3 separate regions of the Homo sapiens genome follow, and all the other regions are linked to region 1. A link is a contact called in ENCODE Hi-C data. All regions are on one chromosome and are shown on one strand. Each heading gives the region's core, a stretch centred on a gene start or an enhancer-like site at or near the end of the contact. The rest is flanking DNA. Distances are from core to core; before and after follow the strand shown. Region 1 holds the start of CASP3 (caspase 3). Region 2 has its middle 63 kb from the start of TRAPPC11. Region 3 holds the start of UFSP2 (UFM1 specific peptidase 2).

The links. A loop is a pair of places that touch in the nucleus more often than their neighbours do. Pooled maps may share reads with other maps.
Region 2: a loop to region 1 is called in a pooled map, with 5 times the contacts of the local background. The contact joins the enhancer-like site here to the promoter of CASP3 in region 1. A Hi-C loop is called at or near these places in 2 of 37 single-sample maps with no recorded cell type and 4 of 50 pooled maps.
Region 3: a loop to region 1 is called in a map of CD8-positive, alpha-beta T cell, with 5 times the contacts of the local background. The contact joins the promoter of UFSP2 here to the promoter of CASP3 in region 1. A Hi-C loop is called at or near these places in 3 of 168 maps with a recorded cell type or tissue (CD4-positive, alpha-beta T cell, CD8-positive, alpha-beta T cell and naive thymus-derived CD4-positive, alpha-beta T cell), 1 of 37 single-sample maps with no recorded cell type and 8 of 50 pooled maps.

The regions. Positions count from the first base shown.
Region 1 is chr4:184,647,621-184,652,062 of GRCh38, forward strand. CASP3 (caspase 3) reads right to left here and starts at 1,827. Exons shown (of 8, transcript NM_004346.4): 1 at 1,775-1,827; 2 at 845-1,011. PRIMPOL (primase and DNA directed polymerase) reads left to right here and starts at 2,118. Exons shown (of 14, transcript NM_152683.4): 1 at 2,118-2,288; 2 at 4,403-4,442. RefSeq lists silencers at 1,335-1,544, 1,555-2,134.
Region 2 is chr4:183,719,684-183,724,125 of GRCh38, forward strand. No RefSeq gene overlaps it. Among named protein-coding and RNA genes, the nearest start is that of TRAPPC11, 63 kb to the left of the region's middle. RefSeq lists a silencer at 3,019-3,548 and enhancers at 3,500-4,261, 3,659-3,708. Within about 2 kb of position 3,193, at least 20 of the 41 ENCODE cell types and tissues checked have a DNase peak (open chromatin) inside an H3K27ac peak, as active enhancers do.
Region 3 is chr4:185,424,060-185,428,501 of GRCh38, forward strand. UFSP2 (UFM1 specific peptidase 2) reads right to left here and starts at 1,905. Exons shown (of 12, transcript NM_018359.5): 1 at 1,807-1,905. The coding sequence starts at 1,809. It overlaps CFAP96 (cilia and flagella associated protein 96), which reads left to right and starts at 2,195. Exons shown (of 8, transcript NM_001114357.3): 1 at 2,195-2,337. RefSeq lists enhancers at 1,669-1,778, 1,849-2,208.

The sequences.
Region 1 (4,442 bases), core at 577-3,076:
CTTTCAGCTATCTTGCAGGTTTACATCGTTTCAGTGACTCCGTATGTCACCTCTACCATTTCTTTTCTAATTATTATTTGCTGAATAATCCTAAACCAGGTCTACTTTTTCTAGATAGGGCATAAAAGTAAAAATACAATGGATGGGCATTCACTGTGTTATGCCAGGCCCCGCATTTGGGGCAAGACACTAAGGATACCAAGATAAACCAAGTCCGTCCCTCCTGGAGTTTGCTTGCAAATCTAGCAGGGAAGATAGTAAACAAGCAACTGCAAAGGATATGACACATCTCTCTTAGGGAATGCTGGCTGCAGAAAGAACACAGCATAGGAAGATTTAACCTTAAACTGTTTAATGAAAACAGAAATTTAAGTAGCAGCTCTTCTAATCAAATGTGATGGCGGGAGAAAGGGAGTGCAGAGGTGTTGCAGGCAGACACTAGGTATGAAGGTCAGCATTGCCGTGCAGAAATCGAACCGGTGCTAAAGATAAGGAGGGGTGGGGGCACTCAGGACCCAACACACGCAGGGGTTTGTTAGCCATATTAAGTGCTGGGTTTAACCTAAGGGCAAAGGACGAGCTTTCTAGACTTTCATTTCATAAAGATCCCTCTGCCTGTGCTGTAAAAAGTGGACTGCAAAGGAGCAGGCGGGTCTGGAAGTGGAGAGACCAGGGAAGAGGCTGCTGTGGTCAGACGGCTGAAATCAGAGATAGAGAGACGCGGACAGATCTGGCAGACATTTACAAGGTCGACAAGGCTTGGCGACTAAGCAGGAAAAGAAGTGGGTGGGCGAGAGGGGGCTGCGAACGATGTTTTCCGGTTTCCTGCTTGGGTGCCACTTACTGAGAATGGGGGAAGAGGCAGGTGCAGGGCACACCCACCGAAAACCAGAGCGCCGAGTGTGAGCAGGGCTCGCTAACTCCTCACGGCCTGGGATTTCAAGGCGACGCCAACCAGCTGTGGCCACGGATACACAGCCACAGGTATGAGCTGCGAGCACTCACGAAACTCTGCAGGGCCGAAAAGGAATTGGAGTTTAAACCCTGCAACTATCTCTCTGGAAGAGCTAAACCACATTGTCAACCCGGGATAATCCAGGCCCCAGGCATGGAAGGCAGCAGAGACGGAAGCCTCGTCCAAAATTGGAAGGATCAGCCCCCAGGGCGAGTATCTCACAGTCAGCACCCGGCCGCCCCAGCCCTCGCAGCACCGCTTCCCGGGGCCACTCCTCCGCCGGCGGTAGCGCCGTCCGTTTCCCAGCTTGCCGCTGCCTTCCGCCGCCTGACCCGGCCTTCCGGCACTCGGCCGGCCGCCAGGTCTCCCGCCCTCGGAGCTCGGTGCCCCGTGCCCGACCTCCCGGCCCCGGGCTCGGTTCCCCTGGCCAGGCCTCCCGCTGCCTGGCCTCCCCGGCCCGGCCTCGCGCTGCCCGGCCTCCCCGGTCCCAGCCCAGCCTCCCGCCCCCGGGCCAGGTCTCCCCTCCGATGACCTGAGGCCTTTCCTTAGGTTACCCCCAGGTCCCTCTCCCTAAATCAAAAGCCTTAACCCGCTGCCTGGCTTCCCCGGCCCCGGCCCAGGCTCCCGCCTCCGGGCCAAGTCTCTCGCTCCGCGGGCTTCACTGCTCGCCCCCGCCCGGGCGAGGTGGCAAAACAAACACTCCGCCTTCCAGACCGGGCAGGTACCCGGGCGGGCGCAGGGCCTGGGAGAACGCAGGGAGCGGGGGCAGGGCTGACGGCCCGGAGCGAGGGCGGCAGTCACCGCACAGCCTCCTCATACCTTCTACAACCGCCTCACAATAGCACCCATCCGCTAGGAGCCGCGTCTGCACTGCTTCCGCGGCCCGCCGCCGGGAGATGTGCTCCAGCGCCAGCCCCGCCTCCCGCCCGCCCCTGTCGGCCCCTCGCGCCGCCTCCGCTGCGGCCCGTCCCCTAGCTCCCGCCCGCCCGAGAACCCAGCCCCAGGCTGGGCCCCAGGAGGCGCCCGCCCACCGCAGCGCGCCCCGCCCCCGCGCCCCGCGTCCTCACGCCCTGGTCCCGCCCTCGCGTCCCGCGCCAGTCCTCCCGCTTTGGTCCCGCCCTGAGGCTCGGCCCGGCTCCCCCGCCCCGGATTTGAAATCTAGGTCTTCCTGAGAGTCCGCGGGCTTCCGCTCCCAGCGCGGGATTCTGGAGGGAAATTGAGGGAGACTTGGAAACCGCGCCAGGCCCAACGGGTACCTAGAAGGGAGACAAAGCCAGGCCTGCTGCCCAGTTTGAGCTCTGGGAAGAAGAGGAGCAGGCCGGGACGCCCACCGGTAATTTCTGTCTCCTCTGCGATGACCTGAGGCCTTTCTTTGGGTTACCCTCAGGTCTCTCTCCCTAAATCAAAAGCCTTAACCTCCTGTCATCAGGGTGCCAGGCTAGAAATAACCAGGTCCACGCATGCTGTGTTTTCCACCATGTCAGGCTGCTGTGGACGCTCTTTCGATCACAAAAGCCACGAGCTGCGTGGAGTTCCCAAGGAGGCAGTTCTCAGCACTTGCTGGTCACTGGGTAGTCAGAGCCTGACACACAGGCTCAAGCCGCTCACGCATCATAGTAGTGTACTTAATCCACATATAAATGTTACAAGTTAAGCATCCCACAACAAAGTAGCATTTAACATCATGAGGAAAAAGAGATGGGGCAAAGAGATTAACGAACCAATCCAGAGGGAGTGAAGAAGAGGAAAAGAAGCCTGGTTTGGGCCGAGAGGTCCTTCTGCAAAGACGGCGTCAATTAAGCCGGCTGTTGGGAGCTGCCGAAGGCCCCATCTTTTATAGTCACAGAGTCCTGTGGTGAGAACTGGTAATGGAAGAGAGTGCTTGTTTGTGTCCTTACCTGGCTGGATGCGGACTATTTTTTTATTTGTTTATTAAAGTATAGTATGCTTGTTGGCAAATGCCTTATGAAATGTAAAAATGGGGTCTTCTCCTAAGATGGAGTTATTAATGGTTACGTCAATGGTGTGCTATATACACTGCCCTACCGATCCCCTTCCTATTTTGGGTCGTGAACTCATTTCAGACCCTGAAGCAAACTGTGAATCATTTTCGCAGAAGAATTCACCAACACATGTGAGCACGACATTCTGCATCAGATTTCAAAAAGTTCTTGACATTCAGAAGTCAGATTCAGGGACCCCATGGCAGAGCCTGTTTCTAACACTTGCGCCTATTCGACTATAGGGACTATATTCTGCACAGAAATATACTTAGTTTTATATATGGTTACCCCTTGCTGAGTTTATTGCATGCTTTTACATTTTCATAATACATTTGTTTGTTTCAGCCTTTCAACAATCCCTCGGGATAGGAATTCCAATTTAAAGAGGATAAGGTTTAAAGAGGTTAAGGCCGAGTTTAAAGAGGTTAAGTCCCGGCGCGGTGGCTCATGCCTGTAATCCCAGGACTTTGGGAGGCCGAGGCAGGTGGATCACGAGGTCAGGAGTTCGAGACCAGCCTGGTCAAGATGGTGAAACCCTGTCTTTACTAAAAATACAAAAAAAATTAGCCGGGTGCAGTGGTGGGCACCTGTAATCCCAGCTACTTGAGAGGCTGAGGCAGGAGAATCGCTTGAACCCGGGAGGCAGAGGTTGCAGTGAGCTGAGATTGCGCCACTGCACTCTAGCCTGGGCAACAGAGCAAGACTCTGTCTCAAAAAAAAGAAAAAAAAGGGGTTAAGTAGTTTGCTGTTGCTAAAAAGACAGTCACAGGAGTTAAACTCAGATCCCACAAATAAGACTTAGGCCTTTCTTTATCCCTCCTGAATTGAGTGAACACCAATGTTTGACAGTCCTTTTTCTGCCTCAATAAAACTGAGAAATAGGACCCACTCCCAACCTTAACAGTGGCTCTGCAGAGCAGTAATTTGCAAAGAGGGGACTAGTGTGGTTGAACTAGTCCTTATCCTATTGTGATGCCCAAACCCCTTCCTGTGCTAAACTTTCTTGCCAAATTAGCAAGCATTAGCAGCAGTTTTCTGGTTTCCTGTAAATCATACTAATTTACTTAGTCTGTGAACTTTTTTTTTTGAGACGGAGTTTCACCCTTGTTGCCCAGGCTGGAGTGCAGTGGTGCAATCTCGGCTCACTGCAACCTCCGCCTCCCGGGTTCACATGATTCTCCTGCCTCAGCCTCCCAAGTGGCTGGGATTACAGGTGCCTACCACTAGGCCCAGCTAATTTTTGTATTTTTAGTAGAGATGGGGTTTCACCATGTTGGCCAGGCTGGTCTCGAACTCCTGACTTCAGGTGATCCACCCACCTCGGCCTCCCAAGTGCTGGGATTACAGGCGTGAGCCACCGTGCCCAGCCAAACATTTTAATTATAGCCAAACAGTAGGCTGGAGGCAGTGTCTTCTGGCTGAAGCCAGTAATTTCTCTTTACAGAGGTATCCCAGAGGTGACAGAACTTGATCTGGGCCTGGAA
Region 2 (4,442 bases), core at 1,943-4,442, 930 kb before region 1:
CCACTGCACTCCAGCCTGGGAGACAGAGTGAGACTCCGTCTCAAAAAAAAAAAAAAAAAAAGATGAAATACGGAATTATTCAGTCATAGGATGGGAGGGGCTCCGTAATAGCTTTTTAAAATCAAACAGCTGATTTTTTTTTAATCAAAGGTATTAGTGACACCATTTGGTCAGACTACATTTACGATATTCTCTCCACTTCTGATTGCCATCCTTTATTTCATTTTACTTTTTTATTGTGACCATTTCCGAACAGACACAAAAGTAGAGACTGTTACACACTTCCATGCTTATACTCAGCTTCAGCCATTAATGCCTTGCCCTCTACCATCCATCCTCCCTACCTCATTTCACCAGAAAGAAAAGGACTTTTAAAATCACACAACCACAATGCATTATTACATCTAATCAATTATTTCTTTACATTGTCTAGTATAACATATTCAATTTTCCCTAAGTCTTTTTACAGTTGGCTTGTTTGAATATGGATCCAAACAAGGTCCATCATTATATTGTTTCATTTCATGTAGAACAGTCCCGTCCCCCTTTATATCCCCTATTGACTTGATGAAGAAATGGGTCAGTTGTTTTGTAAAATATCCCACATTCGGGGTTTAGTTAATTGCAACCCCAGGGTGTTTATGTAACTTGTTCCTCTATCTACTGTTTTTCCAATGGACTGGGAGTTAGAGTTACAAGCTAGCCTGAGCTCAAATTCTTTCTCCTTCTCATCCTCCCTCCAGTTCTTCTCTCCTCTACTTCCTTCCTTTCACCCTCCTTCTCTCTCCCTCACTCCTTCCTTCCATCTTTCCTTTTTTTTTTTTTTTTTCAGAATAAGGCTATTTCATAGGTGATATTTCCCATCACCACACTTCTGTCTCGTCTCGCTTTTCGTGGTAAGACTGATCAATGGGTTTAGAGGATGGCAGCCTAATTCCTTTATCATAAGGTTCAGCTAAACAGCCATCGATGCAATTGTCTGAATTGAATGACGCTCATTGCATTGACGCATTGATCGCTGTTTAGCTGAACTGTATATTTAACTTAAATGTTTTAAAATTAGAAGTTTTTCAATTGGAAGTTGCAAAATGTAATTAAAGAATGCTATTCTGCATTCATTGACTGGAATTCTTAGAGAATTTTTTTTCCTCATCCACTAGGTCTATTTAATTACCCTACAATATAGTTCCTACAGCAAAGAGAACTTTTTTTCTTAATTCAGCCCATCAGACAAGGAAGCAAAGATAATTTTTAATAACCTAATTCCTTCTCTTTATTTGTAATTTTCTTCCTTTTTTTTTTTTTTTTTTGAGACGAGCCTAACTCTGTCACCCAGATGGGAGTGCAGTGGCATGATTTTGGCTCGCTGCAACCCCCGCCTCCCGGGTTCAAGTGATTCTCCTGCCTCAGCCTCCCAAGAGTAGCTGGGATTACAGGCGCGCACCACCAAGCCCCGCTAATCTTTGTATTTTTAGTAGAGACGGGGTTTCACCAGGATGGCCAGGCTGGTCTCGAACCCCTGGGCTCTAGTGATCTGCCCGCCTCAGCCTCCGAAAGTGCTGAGATTACAGGAGTGAGCCCCAGCGGCCGGCCTCTGTATTTTTAATTTTCAGTGTAACGAGTTGGTGGCCCTCCTATCTCTAATGTTATCCCAGAGCTTCGGTGTTTGTGCTTCGTGCCCTCTCCGTTTCTCCCCTGTTCTTATGGAATAATGATGTGCATTAGGAGCCTGGGGTCAGGAGTCCAAGGTTAGGGTGAGGGCTTTCCCGTGGTGTTGGCAGCAGCTGGCGCCTGCGCCCTCCGTGCAGGAGAGCAGCTCCCTCCAGCGGCTTCCCTCGCGCTTTGTGCCTTGCCCACCGCTCAGACGCTCTGCTCTGAAAAGTAAAGTTCACAAGGTATCTTCAGCTGCAAGGATAAAATCAAGAAGACAACTTCAAACACAACCTTTATCAACTTAAAATCAATATTAATGTACGAATGGTCCGAATGGTCACCTTGGGAAATCAGTGAAAGGGCCTGACATGGAGAAGAGATTAAATTATGTTTAATAAATGTTCATTTTATGTTCATTCTTTGAAAACGGGCACTCATTGAGTGACAGATCTTTTACCACACACAAACACTAACAGATACGCGTAACTGCGCCCTGCGACATTTTATTTTCCGGCTGCTCCCCCTCCGCTGTCAGGTGGGCAGTGTCCACGGTGCTTAGGGGAACAGGAGGGGTTCCGGTGCTGCTTCCCTTCCGTGCACAGAAAATCCACCCAGGCTGGCGCGGCGGCTCACGCCTGTAATCCCAGCACTTTGAGTGGCTGAGGGGGGCGGTTCACTTGAGGTCATGAGTTCGAGACCAGACTGGCCAACACGGTGAAACCGTCTCTACTAAAAATAAAAACCGTCTCTGCTAAAAAAATTAGCCAGGCTAGGTGGCGCGCCTGTAATCCCAGCACTCTGAGAGGACAAGGCGGGTGGGTCACCTGAGGTCAGGAGTTCCAGACCAGCCTGGCCAACAAGGTGAAACCGCATCTCTACTAAAAATACAAAAATTAGGCCGGGCGCGGTGGCTCACGCCTGTAATCCCAGCACTTTGGGAGGCCGAGGCGGGCGGATCACGAGGTCATAAGATCAAACCATCCTGGCTAACACGGTGAAACCCCGTCTCTACTAAAAATACAAAAAAATTAGCCGGGCGTGGTGCGGGCGCCTGTAGTCCCAGCTACTCGGGAGGCTGAGGCAGGAGAATGGCGTGAACCCGGGAGGCGGAGCTTGCAGTGAGCCGAGATCCCGCCACTGCACTCCAGCCTGGGGGAAAGAGCCAGACTCCGTCTCAAAAAAAAAAAATAAAAAATAAAAAATTAAATTAGCCTGGCGTGGTGGCAGACATCTGTAATCCCAGCTACTGGGGAGGCTGAGGTGCGAGAATCATTTGAACCCGGGAGGCGGAGGTTGCAGTGAGCCGAGATCGCGCCACTGCACTTCAACCTGGGCGACAGAGGGAGACCTCATCTCAAAAAAAAAAAAAAAAAACAAAAGAGGAAACAAACAAACAAAAAACCTACACCAGCCCAGCCTCTCTAGCGAGGCTCACCCGCCCGCCCGGCCCCCGCACCCGGTCTCGGCTTCTCTGGCCAGGCCGCGGGGCCGTTCGGCGCGGGGCGGGGCGTCGGGGAGTTTCCGCAGCGGTTAGACCGGCCAGGGGACCTCGGGACAATGAGCCTTTCTGTTTTAAAGCCGGAACCCAGCCGGGCCGCGCCGCGAGGAGGCTCCCCTGAGGCTGGCAGGAGAGACCTGCAGAAACTCGTGCGCGCCGAGCGAGGCGGGCGCCCTGGGGCTGGGGCACGCGGCCGGCGGGGGCCGCCAGGGAGCGGCCGTGGCGGGACCAGGACTACGGTGCGCCCCGCCGCCGCCAGCACCCGCCTTGGGAAGCCCGTCCGACGCGTACGCTGCAGGGGCCTTCAATAGGGGCTGTCGCCACCTGCACCCGCGCCGCTGCGGTTCGCAGGAAACTCCTGTGGCTTTTCGGAAGCACAATGCAGAACGCCCGGTGAGGGTTTGCAAAGCCGCCCTGGGAGATGCCGCAGTGTGAAACCTTTACGGTTGCACCTGGCCTCTCTGCTGCATCTGGCCTGTCTGCTGCACCTGGCCTCTCTGCCCCACCTGGCCTCTCTGCCCCACCTGGCCTCTCTGCTGCATCTGGCCTCTGCTGCGCCTGGCCTGTCTGCTGCATCTGGCGCCTGTTGCACCTGGCCTCTTGGCTGCAACTGGCCTCTCAGCTGCGCCTCTTTGTTGCCTCTGCAAACTCGGGTGCCCTGGAGCTTCCTACCCAGAAGTGAGTGCCGTGCACACTGCAGGTGCGAGGTGCCCCTCCTTCTGTCTGTTCTGTTTGGTTTGGCAGATGACAGCACTCTCAGTGGGGCCTGAAACCTTGACAGTCATGGCTTTCTTTGTAAGGACTCTCTTCCTTCATTAAATCGCTTGTATTTGGATTACAGAGATCTGTCATAAAGAGATTCAGTACTTAATAATAACGTGGGGAAAGGATCACCAGGTACTGTTAAGAAAAAAGCAAGGACAGAACAGTGAATACGGTAATGATCTTGTTTCGTAATACAAAACAAAACAGACACTATGCAAATACAAACCCAAAGGAAAATGATCATGCATAAAAATACTGTTTTTGGGCCGGGGGCTGTGGCCCATGCCTATAATCCCAGCACTTTGGGAGGCCAAGGCAGGAGGATCACTTGAGTCCAGGAGTTCAAGATCAGCCTCGGCAACAAAGCGTGACTTCGTCTCTACAAAAATTAAAAAGAAATTAGCCAGGCGCTGGTGTGGGCCTGTAGTCTCGGCTACTTGAAAGGCTGAGGTATGAGGATTGCTGGAGCCCAGGAGGTCAAGGCTGCATTGAGCTATGATTGTGCCACTGCACTCTAGGCTGGGCG
Region 3 (4,442 bases), core at 655-3,154, 780 kb after region 1:
GGAGGCAGAGGCAGGAGGATCACTTTGAGCCCAGGAGTTAGAGACCAGACTGGGCAACATAGGAAGACCCCCATCTCTACCAAAAAAAAAAAAAAAAATTAGCTGAGTGTGGTGGTCTGCACCTGTAGTCCAGCTACTCGGGAGGTTAAGGTGGGAGGACTGCTTGGGCCGGGGAGGTCAATGCTACAGTGAGCCATGATCACACCACTGCACTCCAGCCTAAGCAACAGAGCAAGATCTTGTCTCCAAAAAACAAAATAAAATAAAACAAAAACATGTAAAAGGCACTATGCTAAACATACATACTTACTCCAATCCTCAGAACAGTATTAAATAGGTACCAATACAGTTTTTCTCATTTTACAAATCCTTTGTCACATTTCTATAAGGGTCACTGTTTTTATTTATTCTAAAATTGTAATCTTTTGAAAGATCATATACCCTTTGTCCCAATTCTACTTCTGAGAATTTATTCTAAGGAAACAATCAAGAAAGTTCAGGACAAATTTAGCTTCATGTTGTCCATTTATTCTACCGTTGTTCATCACAGAAAAATAAATGGAAACCACTTAAATAGCTATTAATAAGAAATCAGTTAAATAAAGAATACTACCAAACAAACTAGTATGTACCCATTTAAATAAAAAATATTTAAAGATACTGAAGATAAAAGTTAGACAGGAAAGAACAAATTTTAACTCTGCTACTTACTGTACAATTTTACACAATTTAACTTATCACTTAAGTCTGTTTCTCTTCTGTAAAACTGGAAAAATACACAACTTCCCAGGGTTGTTATGAAGATTCCACAAGACATCATTCATAAAAGCACTAGTCTTCCTAGACTTCCGAATTAGCTGAGATACTCTCTGAAGAAATAATACTGAGGCTGAGATCTGAAGGGTGAGTGAAGGTGCAATAGCCCATTCCAGGCAGGGCCATCGATGAGTGAAGATCTGCTTAAAAGACCACTTAGGTGACTACCCCAGATGGATAGATCTCAAGGCCAAGGATGGTAAGAGTGGCGACAGTGACAACAGACAGACATTTAGAAGTAGCATCTATAGGACTTGATTATTGACTGCATGTCGGGGAGTTGAGAAGAGGGAGATGTCAAGGATGATTTCCAGGTTTTGGGCAGGCACAACAGGATGTATGGTGGTGCCATCTACAGAGTTGGGGGTTCCTGGAGGAAGAGCAGGTGTGGGCTGTGGGGAAGTGGAAATGCTCAGTTTGGAACTTGCTGAGCTTGAAATACATATGAGCTATCCAAGTGGAGGCACGGTTAGCAGATTTGTGGGTCTGGAGCTCAGAAGAAAGGTCTAACTTAGAGATAAAATTTTAGGAGAACGCATAGGGTGTAAAGCGTCCCTGAAGAGCACCACCATTTAGGATAGGGATTGGAGAACCTTGCTGAGCAATGAGACAGGAGAGAAACCAGGGGAGGGAAATACCACGGGAACTAGGGGAATATAATATCCGAAGAAAGTTGCGCCTGTCCCAGGTTAAGCCCTTCTTGCAAGGCTTCAAAAACGCCGAAGTCTCTCAAAATACTTTCACACAGAGAAGTAGCAGGGGGTGCGTGTCCAAGGTGGCCGAGGCGGGGTGCACACTTGTGTAGGGCACTTTCCCCCCGGCCCAGCGCGGAGACAGGCGAACTGGAGAGCCGCCCTGCCCACGCAGCTCGCAGCTGCCATCTTGGACCCCGGCAGGACCAGCTCCTTTCAGGCGCTGTGAAGCCCGCTCGTGGCGGCTGCCAAAGTCCGGGGAAAAACACAGGGGTCGGTGACGAGCAGAGATACTCACCATGTCCGCGACGTGGCGGTGACACGGGCGCTGACGCCTGCCCAAAAGTTCCGGGGGCCGGCCCTGAAGTGGTGTCACCGCACGGCCCAGGGGCGGGGCCCGGGCGGACCAACTACAACTCCCGACATGCTCGGCGGCATGACGTCACGGAGCGTACCACACCGCAGTCCCTCGCGGACGGCGAGGCGGGGCGGGTAGCCGAAGACTTATGTTTGGTAAATTCTATTAGTTAAGTCTTTTCTGTCCTACAGAAGCTCACACATCCTTCTGTGTGTTCTTCGATGCGGATTCGAATCTCCTCGTATCCTCCCACAGCGTGCTTGGAATGGATTCTCCCGTACCCGGGGCAACACATCACACAATAAACGCCAGCTGTGGTGGAACGTGCAGAGGCGCTGCGCAGCCCAGGCGTGTCGCGCGCTTGGGAACCCTCGCCGCTCCCGCAGCGCAGTTAACGTGGACAAGCTGGGGCAACCTGGACGAGCTGGGGCAACCTGATCTCGGCTGTCGGAGTGGGTGTCCTCAAGAAAGGTGACTTGGTCCTCGCGGACGCCAGGTGTTGCCCCTTAGATACCTGCCACCTCCCAGCCTCCGTTTCCTCTCTGGGAAACAGACTCCTCATCACCTCCTCCAGTTTTCTGCCCCTTCTTCACCTCTCCTGACGCTCCATCCGTACCTTTTGCAAGGGAACGTGCCATAATTCGGCTATGCTCTATTTTCTTGTCTAATAGATTGTAAGCTCCTTGCGGGCAGCATCTATGCCTTCTTAAATCTGTTTCTAGTTTCTACCAGCAAGCTTGCCCCGAAGGGGATTGCAGAATATCTGTTAAATAAGTGAATGAATAATTTTGTAAATGTTGCTCAATAAGAGTTAAGTAGTGGCGGGCCGGGCGCGGTGGCTGACGCCTGTAATCCCAGCACTTTGGGAGGCCAAGGCAGACGCATCACCTGCGCTCACGAGTTCGAGGCCAGCCTGGGCAAAATGGTGAAACCCCTGTCTCTACTAAAAATACCAAAAAAAAAAAAAAAAAAAAAAAAAAAAAAAAAAAATAGCCGGGCATGGTGGCGGGTGCTTGTAGTCCCAGCTACTCGGGAGGCTGAGACAGGAGAATCGCTTGAACCCGGGAGGCGGAGGCTGCAGAGAGCCAAGACAGCTCCACTGCACTCCTAGCCTGGGCAACAGAGAGAGACTCCGTCTCAAAAAAAAAAAAAAATTAATAAGAAAAAAGTTAAGTGATGGGAAAGTTCTAGGCAAGAATTTCTTCCCTCCCTCCTCCCTGGCTCGCTTGTGTGCCGGGAGCTGCGCAGATGCGGGGATACCGTGAGAGGGAGGAACCTGTCTCAGCTCCTGCCCTTGTGCCGTGGAGCTTTGAAATATAAGGTAAATGAAAGTACTAAATCTTGACTGAAGTTTGGTTTTAAAGCATCTCTGATTAATGGAAGAGGTAGGATGTGGGGAAGGGCGTTGTATTTAGTTATGTTTCAGTTTAAAATGAATCTTCACTTGCCCCTTTGGTGTTACGTATTAGCAATGATTCATGCTCAGGTGAGCCAGTTTCAGGCAGGCTTGCAGAGAGGCACTCAAACAGCTTGCTTTAAATTTAAGGTAAAAGGCCGGGCGCGGTGGCTCACGCCTGAAATCCCAGCACTTTAGGAGGCCGAGGCAGGTGAATCACTTGAGGTCAGGAGTTTGAGACCAGCCTGACCAACATGGTGAAACCCCGTTTCTACTAAAAATACAAAAATCAGCCGGGCGTGGTGGCAGGTGCCCGTAGTCCCAGCTACCTGGGAGGCTGCGGCAGGAGAATTCCTTGAACCCAGGAGGCGGAGGTTGCAGTGAGCTGAGATAGCGCCTCTGCATTCCAGCCTGGGCGACAGAGCGAGACTCCATCTTAATAAGCAAAGAAATAAATAAATTTAAGGTAAAAGGTTCTTACCAGCCGGGCGCGGTGGCCCACTCCTGTAATCCCAGCACTTTGGGAAGCCGAGGCAGGTGGATCACCTGAGGTCAGGAGTTCAAGACCAGCCTGGCCAACATGGTGAAACCCCGTCTCTACTAAAAAATACAAAGTTAGCTGGGCGTGGTGGCAGACGCCTGTAATCCCAGCTACTTGGGAGGCTGAGGCAGAAGAATCGCTTGAACCTGGGAAGCGGAGGTTGCAGTGAGCCGAGATCGCGCTATTGCACTCCATCCTGGGCTACAAGAGCGAAACTCTGTCTCAAAAAAAAAAAAAAAATGGTTCTTACTTTGGATTACAAACTGTGAGGACTAACCCAATGTTTGTTTTCTTCACTTATGTATGCCCAGTGCTTAGCTCATAATTGGTGCTTTAAAAACTTTAGAATGGGATAGAGGTAAGTATTCTTAGCTCCTTGGGCCTCTTCCTTTTTAAAAATAACATGTCTACTATTAGAAATTAATTTCTGGCCGGGCGCGGTGGCTCATGCCTGTAATCCCAGCGCTTTGGGAGGCCGAGGTGGGTGGATCACTTGAGGCCAGGAGTTCGAGACCAGCCTGGCCAACATAGTTAAACCCTGTCTCTACTAAAAATACAAAAACAGCTGGGCATGGTGGCGCGTGTCTGTAATCCAGCTACTCAGGTGGCTGAGGCAGGAGAATCGCTTGAACCTGGGAG